Linked DNA regions of Homo sapiens: region 2 is linked to region 1. A link is a contact called in ENCODE Hi-C or POLR2A ChIA-PET data. All regions are on one chromosome and are shown on one strand. Each heading gives the region's core, a stretch centred on a gene start or an enhancer-like site at or near the end of the contact. The rest is flanking DNA. Distances are from core to core; before and after follow the strand shown. Region 1 holds the start of DDB2 (damage specific DNA binding protein 2). Region 2 overlaps ATG13 (autophagy related 13).

Region 1 (4,138 bases), core at 1,028-3,527:
AAGTGATCTGCCTGCTTCATCCTCCCAAAGCGCTGGGATTACAGGCATGAGCCACTGCGCCTGATGGTATTTTTAGTAGAGAAAGGGTTTCACCATGTTGGCCCGGCTGGTCTTGAACTCCTGGCCTCAAGTGATTCACCTGCCTTAGGCTCCCAAAGTGCTGGGATTACAGGCTTGAGCCAATGCGATGGCCTACCATTAATGCATTTTTGTATATCTCCTCCCACCCCCACAAACTGTCAGGCACGGGGCTTAGTGGGTGGAGGAAAGGCCCAGCAATGCCTGAGTAAGCCCAACTCCTGCCTGCCTCTTCGCAGAAACTAGGGTGCATCCAAACTGTCTCTTCTCAGGCTAGGCAGGACAGCGCGGCCTCACCTGTGAACCTTCAAGACTTGGACTTTGGCTGAAGCGAGGGCGTAGGAGTTCTAAGTACCGCTGGCTGCACGCCCTCTGGCCCATCACGTCCCAGGCTGCTCCTAGGTGGACACCCAACAGGTTAGGCAAGTCTTAGTTAAAAGCAGTGAGAGGCCAAGAGGCTGGGCATGGTGGCTCACGCCTATAATCCCAGCATTTTGGGAGGCCGAGGCAGGCAGATCACAAGGTCAGAAGATCGAGACCATCCTGGCCAACATGGTGAAACCCTGTCTCTACTAAAATACAAAAAATTAGTCAGGCGTGGTGGTGTGTGCCTCTAGTCCCAGCTGCTCCGGAGACTGAGGCAGGGGAATCGCTTGAACCCGGGAGGCGGAGATTGCAGTGAGCCGAGATTGTGCCACTGCACTCCGGCCTGGGCAACAGAGTGAGACTCCGTCTCAAAAAAAAAAAAAAAAAAAAAGCAGTGAGGAGGCTGGGCACAGTGGCTCACACCTGTAATCTCAGCACTTTGGCAGACCGAGGTGGATGGATGCCAGGAGTTCTAGACCAGCCTAGGCAACTTAGGGAGACTCTGTCTCTACAAAAAATGCAAAAATTAGCTGAGTGTTGCGGCGCGCACCTGTAGTCCCAGCTACTCGGGAGGCTGAGGTGGGAGGATCGATGTCCAGGAAGTCCAGCCTGCATTGAGCCCACATCCTGCCACTGCACTCCAGCCTGGGTGACAGAGAGAGGCCCTGTCTCAAAAAAAAAAAAAAAAAAAAGAAAGAGAGAAAGAAAGAAAGAAAAAATAAAAACAGCCAACGACCAAACAAATAAAAGAGCAGTGAGAACCAGACACGGTGGCTCATGCCTGTAATCCCAGCACTTTGGGAGGCAGAGGCAGGAGGATCACTTGAGCCCAGGAGGTCCAGACCAACGTGGGAAACATAGCAAGACCTTGTCTCTACAAAAATAAAAATAAAAAAATTAGGCTTGGGGATACAGGTCTGCAAGCCTACTTGGGAGGCTGAGGTGGGAGGATCAGTGAAACTTGAGGTCAAGGCTGCAGTGAGCTGTGATTACATCACTGCACTCCAGCCTGGGTAACGGAAGAGAGACACTGCCTCTAGGAAAAAAAAAAAAAAAAAAAAAAAAAGGCAAGGAGTTCCAATCATTCTCCCTTCACAGAGAAGCAGCTTGGATTCGATGGGACTGTAGTTTCTGGAATCCGACTGCAAAGCTGACCGCTGGTAGAGCCCAGCTTCTAACTTAGGAAAGGCACTAGCTCTCTACAAAGCCGCCACTCCCCAACTACACCCTGTAGGGACCAGCCAATCCCAAAGCCCGAGCGGGCGTCATCACCAATTGCAAGGCGGGAGACAGAGCCTTGGCTGGCACCGGGCCTCCTCCCCGGACCCGCAGAGGCCTGGCAGCGCCGCGTTTGAGGAGGGTTCGTGTCAGGAAGTCAAGGCTGGATGATCGCTTAAGCCCAGGAGTTAAAGACCGGCCCGGACAACAAAGCGAGACCCCGTCTCTCCAGAAAAAGAAAAAAAGAGAGAGAGAGAGAGAAATTAGCCGGGCGTGGTGGCGTACGCTTGTAGTCCCATCTACTTAGGAGGCTGAGGTGGGAGGATCGCTTGAGCCCAGGAGGTGGAGGCTGCACTGAGCTATGATCGCCCCACTGCCCTCCAGAGTGAGCGACAGAGCCAGACCCTGTTGCTAAAAAAAAAAAAAAAATCCATAAAGCCGGGGACCATCTTTGCTCCAGGGAGGTCAGCTGACCCGGGCTGGCACTGGCCCTGGCGCAGTTCCCGCCCCTCCCGGGAGCGCTGGCACCGCCCCTTGGCACCACCCCCTCCCCGCGCCCCCGCCTTCCAGGAAGGGGCGGGGTCTCCGAGACGGGTGGGGCCGGAGCTCCAAGCTGGTTTGAACAAGCCCTGGGCATGTTTGGCGGGAAGTTGGCTTAGCTCGGCTACCTGTGGCCCCGCAGTTTTGTAGTCCCCGCCTTGTTTCTCCCCAGAGGCCTCTCAATCCTCCCTCCATGATCTTCGCATAGAGCACAGTACCCCTTCACACGGAGGACGCGATGGCTCCCAAGAAACGCCCAGAAACCCAGAAGACCTCCGAGATTGTATTACGCCCCAGGAACAAGAGGAGCAGGAGTCCCCTGGAGCTGGAGCCCGAGGCCAAGAAGCTCTGTGCGAAGGGCTCCGGTACTGCCTGTGCCTGCTGCTTGAATATTTCCGCCTTTTAGGGTGCTCGCGCAGGAGGCTGCAGCGGGGGATGGGTGCTCCGAGGCTCCCGAGGCCCGCGCAGGTCACGGGTGCCTCCGGCTGTGCATTCTACCTGCAGGTCCTTTGACACCAGAGTGTTTAGGTTTCAACACCTCTCCCGCTAGGTAACAGGAAGCAGATGAGCTCCGTAACAACAGACACACGGACTTGTCAGATTCCTTGTTCGTATCAGGGTTCTTGCACAGTTAGGACGGCTTCAGAGAATCCTACCTTTCCTGGCGCTGTGTGTGCTGGATTTCATAGTCACGCTTGTTAGCTGCACGTCCTCGGTGGTCAGTTGTGAGAGCCCCCAATTCCTTCCTCCTTAGAAAGCTCATTCTCTGAGGTTTACTGGGGCTTGAACCTGGGGCTATAAGGAGTTTCGAGACACTCAAAAACGAGCTGGGGCTTGTTAATCAAGTGGTTTTTGTCCATGAGAAGAAAGAATTGGTTGTCAAGACGTCGGACCTATAGTGATTGGGTCCTCAAATACAGTTTGGTGATCAGGAGTTGTTGCTTTATTGCTATTCTAATTTCACTTACCTCCCCAGAAGTAACCTAGTTAAGAGCATTTCCAGGCCTTCCTATTCCTTCTTTTCCTAAACGGTGACTTCTGCCATGCTGCCCTAAAATCTTTTTATTGTGCATTATATGTGATTTATAAAATTGTGACCCAGTCCCATCTCGAGTTTTGCAGCCCAAACTGGGAAGAGTTCTGCATTGTACTTTATCCTTGTGTGTTTCTTTGGCTGGGGTCTCAGGAACCCTGCACGACTGTATTTACTTTCACTTCAGACTTACTGTTTGTGGGAGTGTTTTGGGGAAGGGGCCAAATCCTCACTCATTTTTTTATTTCTGGTGCTCGTTGAGACCACACAGACATGGAAAGGCCGCAGGAGGTGATGAGACAGAGATTAACCGTGCCGAATGAAACAAGGCTTCCTTTCGGGGAATTCAGCAGAAAAACCTTTCGTGAGATTGGAGAGGAAAATATGTCTGTTCTGCTTGGCAGGTCCTAGCAGAAGATGTGACTCAGACTGCCTCTGGGTGGGGCTGGCTGGCCCACAGATCCTGCCACCATGCCGCAGCATCGTCAGGACCCTCCACCAGCATAAGCTGGGCAGAGCTTCCTGGCCATCTGTCCAGCAGGTAAGGCATTTTTTGCCTCAAGTCCTCAAGGGTTTACACGTGCATTTTTACTATTGCATGCTCCCAAATTAGATGATGGCTTGGTTCACCAGCTTGTCAGAGTGGTCCGATCACCCAGACTGTGGTGACTGGCCTACTGGGCACTCAGCCAGGTAAAAAATGTCTTATGTTGTAAAGGTCCCAGCTGGAATGCACTCTGCCCCTTTTGCTTTCCAAGATTATTCGTTCGTGTACATTGCAAATATTTTCATGCACAGGGCAGGCAGTTAGCTTTCCTTTGGTGGGAGGACTTGGATCTAGGGCTCATCCATGAAGGAGGCAGAGATTGGCAGTTTACCCAGAACTTGGGTTTTAATTCAACC
Region 2 (4,138 bases), core at 952-3,451, 540 kb before region 1:
GCACTTGATCCAGATTTCCTTCATAGGGATCAGATGTGCTGGTGTAGACAGAAGGGATGGACAGGTGGAGTCTGGTCTGGGGAGACATTTTGGAGGCCGATAAACAACAAGGCATTTTTTGTCATGCCTTTGGTTAAAATTCATAATGAAATTCAACTCTAAATGGAGATTTTCCACTGATACCCACTTAGGTCCTATTCGTGGCTAGGCAAGGAGTTTGAAGGAGTGGGACATAAACTTAACTAGTGGAGAGGAATATTATCACCAGCATTAGAAGTGAACAGTCTGGGAGAGAAAAGTGTAAAGATTTCTCTCCCTAAGATAAGCCTGAAAGAACCTTTTGATAATTGCTAGAAGGAAAGACTTGTTCATAGCTTATCTCCTCTGTGGTTCAAGGCAAGCTAAACTGACTCTGTCTTGTTTTTGAAGAAACCAGCTTTTTCTAAAGATGACATTCTTCCGATGGACCTGGGGACCTTCTATCGGGAGTTTCAGAACCCACCTCAGCTGAGCAGCCTCTCCATAGATATTGGAGCACAGTCCATGGCTGAAGACTTGGTATGGAAACGTCTTCCTCTACCACAGTGCATCCTTATTTGATGGTCATTCCTTTGCCAAAGGCCTAGGAGGCCTACCACCTTCTATCTTCCCTGTAATAGGAAAGAGACATAATTAGAAAATTATCTTTTGATCACTCTTGAGATTGGCATTGTGCCCAGCAGTCATTATCTGGAATTTGCTTGAGCTTGGTTCCTTCTTTCTCTGCACATTCTCAGCATTACTTACATGCTCCTGTTGTTCTGTGCCTGACGTCTTCTCCTTGCAGATGCCACTAGGCCAAGTTGCTCTAACAGCCATTGCATTAGCTATTTAGCTTTCCAGGCAGATGCCAGTGGTACTGGGCAGAGGAGATTGTGAGGTCCTGAGTATCTGTGTTCTTGCTCTTTCCTCAGAGAGCTCACTCCGTCATCTAGCAGTTCTCACACTTGACCAGATGTCCTGATACTGATTATAATGACCCCATCTCTGCTTAGGGCATTTCCTCTTCCTGCCTCTGAGGGGCAGAAGAGTGCCCCGCACAAGCCACAAACTGGGTGCCCCATGCCAGGAGATGTCCCTCTTTGAGGTGGAATGATCACCTCCTAAATAGATATTAAGATCCTATGGTAGCTGCCCTGGATTTGCTTTAAGGAGAAAAGCATGCCCAGTAATAACAATACAGTAATAGCCAGGTGCAGTGGCTCACGCCTGTAATCCCAGCACTTTGGGAGGCCAAGGCAGGCAGATCACAAGGTCAGGAGTTCGAGACCAGCCTGGCCAACATGGTGAAACCCCGTCTCTACTAAAAATACAAAAATTAGCCAGGCATGGTGGCGGGCACCTGTAATCCCAGCCACTCGGGAGGCAGAGGCAGGAGAATCACTTGAACTTGGGAGGTGGGGGTTGCAGTGAGCCAAGATTGGATCACTGCACTCCAACCCGGGTGACAGAGTGAGACTCCATCTCAAAAAAAAAAAAAAAAAGTAATAATTACTACTACCAAGACCTTTTGGGCCAGGCACAGTGGCTCACACCTGTAATCTCAGCACTTTGGGAGGCTGAGGAGGCCTTCACTTGAACTCAGGAGTTTAAGACCAGCCTGAGCAACATGGTGAAACCCTGTCTCTACAAAAAGTACAAAAAATTAGCTGGGCGTGGTGGCATCCGTCTGTAGTTCCAGCTGCCTTGGGAGGTGGAGGCAGGAGGATTGCTTGCTTGAGCTGGGGAAGTCAATGCTGGAGTGAGCCATGTTTGCGCCACTGCCTCTAGCCTAGGTGACAGAGTGAGACCCTGTCTCAAAAACAAATAAATAAATAAATAAAAATCAAGGCTTTTTGAGTGCCAGGCATTTTTCTAAGTGTTTTACATGAATCTTCAACAGCCCTAAGAGGTAAGTTTTCTCATCCCAGTTTACAGATGAGAAAACCAACAATGATTAGCTTGCTCATAGTCACACAGACCCAGGCAAAACAAAGCTTTGCTTGATCTTAGAGGATCTGGTTCCTCAATTTAGCCTTTTAACCACTAAACTCCCTTGCCTATCATGACATGCACTTGGAAGAAAGTGTGGCTCCAATTCTCTCAACTGATGCCACAGCCGTAGCCAGTTCTGAGGCCTCCCTCTCCTTTCAGGAAGCTGCACCCAAACCACCCTCAGCTGTTGGTGTCTCCAGGCCACATTAAAAACTCTGAGGCAAGAGACTCTCCACGCTCCCTTGTGGTCGTGTTTAAACCCCTACTGGCAGGAAATTGTGATGGTGAAACTCTGCAGATGCAGCTTCTGTTCATTTAGTCATCAGTAGAGACGCATTTTTATTAATAGTTGATACTCTAGGACAGTTAAACTTCTCACAGTTCTGTTTTCCTCTGCTTCTGTCTTTACCATTCTCTCTCAATCTCTAACTCACCCCTTCCTCAGCTGGTATAAAGATAACAGATTCTGGCCGGGTGCAGTGGCTCATGCCTGTAATCCCAGCACTTTGGGAGGCCGAGGCGGGTGGATCACAACATCAGGAGTTCAAGACCAGCCTGGGCAACATGGTGAAACCCTGTCTCTACTAAAAATACAAAAAATTAGCTGGGCTTGGTGACGGGCGCCTCAGGAGGCTACTCAAGCTACTCAGGAGGCTGAGGCAGAGAATTGCTTGAACTCGGGAGGCGGAGGTTGCAGTGAGCTGAGATCACACCACAGCACTCCAGCCTGGGTGACAGAGCGAGACTCTGTCTCAAGAAAAAAATTTAAAAATACAGATTCCTAGGCCTTACCACAGACCTGCTACTGTGTCAGAATGTCAGTAGTATAGTGGGGCCACCTGGTTCACATTCCCCCCAGGGGGTCCCGATGCCCAGCAAAGGGTGTGAAGAAATCTTTTGTAAACTGTTTAATTTGTAGAGCTGTACACTTGGTATTTTATTCTAGTGTCAGTCAGATCTGTGCCAGGGATATTTCATGTTTAATTTCTGAATCATCTTGCTCTTGTGGTCCTTTTCTCTTTTGTTAAGTGTGTGGCCCACTTGGACTCCCAAGGCCGTTCCATTAATCCTCCAGCCCCTGCAAAGCCCTGATGCATATACCCCTCCCTACCCTGTGCCTACGCAGCTGCCCTGCGTTCTCCCACTTGCTCGGCCCAGCTAGGGCTGAGCTTCGTCTTGCTTGCTGCCTCCCCTCTTCGGGACTGGGCTGGCTGCCTCCTCAAGGCCCTGCCTGAATAAACGGCTCTTCCCTCTCTTTCCGGTACAGGACTCATTACCAGAGAAGCTGGCTGTGCATGAGAAGAATGTCCGCGAGTTTGATGCCTTTGTGGAAACCCTGCAGTAAAAGTATCCTTGAGTCCCAGCAGCACCCCCTTTTTGTGGCCCCAGGGCATAAGCAGCCTCCCATGCATCAGCTGCTCCCACCCCTCATCCTGCTCTGAGCCAGGTGGAAGGGAGGCTGGCTTCTCCCATGGGGACCCAGAAGTCCCTACTCTTGGACCTCCTGGAGACTCCGTGGCGGCAGTCAAGCCCAGTGCCCAGTTGGAGAAGACTCACGTGCTGGCCTTGGAGATGGGAAGAACCTTCGTACGAAAAAGCCCTCAGCAGGGCCATCTGTGTGCCCTGCCCATCACCAACTGCTTCCCAAGGGTGTCATCCTGTTCCTCCTGCTGCCGGCCTCCTGCCTGGGCCTGCCTTGCAGCTGGCCCCTTCCCTGCCTGCTGTCACCATCCACTGTTTGACATTCCAGCTGGTGGCCAAGAGATTGGTGTGGAGTCGCAGAAAGAGGAAGGAGACAGTGCCAGGAGGAAGAAGGAAGGAGTCCCTTAGCTCTCTTCATTGTCCCCTTTACTTCCTGCTATCTTCTTCTCCTCTTCTTCTCTCTCTTGCCTCTATGCCTGTATTTCTGGCAATATGACAGGCCTGCCTACCCAAGATCAGAACTCCAAAACCACTCCCACCCCTGAAGGTCGGGAGGGTCTGAGCAGCCCTGGTGGCTGCCTGTGCTCAGGTCCTCAGCTCCATGGGAAATAAAAATGGCACCCTGAATCTCTAGGATTTTGTCACTTGGAGTCACAGCAAAGTTCTCTTCCTCTTGTCCCCCCGTTGCTGCTCCTTGGTTATA

What was found. A loop is a pair of places that touch in the nucleus more often than their neighbours do. ChIA-PET counts read pairs that join two places held with the same protein, here RNA polymerase II (POLR2A). Pooled maps may share reads with other maps.
Region 2: a loop to region 1 is called in a pooled map, with 6 times the contacts of the local background. The contact joins the enhancer-like site here to the promoter of DDB2 in region 1. A Hi-C loop is called at or near these places in 3 of 50 pooled maps. POLR2A ChIA-PET finds 5 or more read pairs at or near these places in 5 of 52 experiments (B cell, Panc1, activated CD4-positive, alpha-beta memory T cell and 2 more).

What each region holds. Positions count from the first base shown.
Region 1 is chr11:47,212,697-47,216,834 of GRCh38, forward strand. It overlaps DDB2 (damage specific DNA binding protein 2), which reads left to right and starts at 2,278. Exons shown (of 10, transcript NM_000107.3): 1 at 2,278-2,567; 2 at 3,640-3,776. The coding sequence starts at 2,441. RefSeq lists enhancers at 882-1,718, 1,719-2,554, 1,761-2,000, 1,842-3,041, 2,331-2,610 and a silencer at 2,071-2,280.
Region 2 is chr11:46,668,975-46,673,112 of GRCh38, forward strand. ATG13 (autophagy related 13) reads left to right here. Exons shown (of 19, transcript NM_001346311.2): 18 at 430-558; 19 at 3,281-4,138. The coding sequence ends at 3,358. Among named protein-coding and RNA genes, the nearest start is that of ARHGAP1, 30 kb to the right of the region's middle. Within about 2 kb of position 2,202, at least 9 of the 41 ENCODE cell types and tissues checked have a DNase peak (open chromatin) inside an H3K27ac peak, as active enhancers do.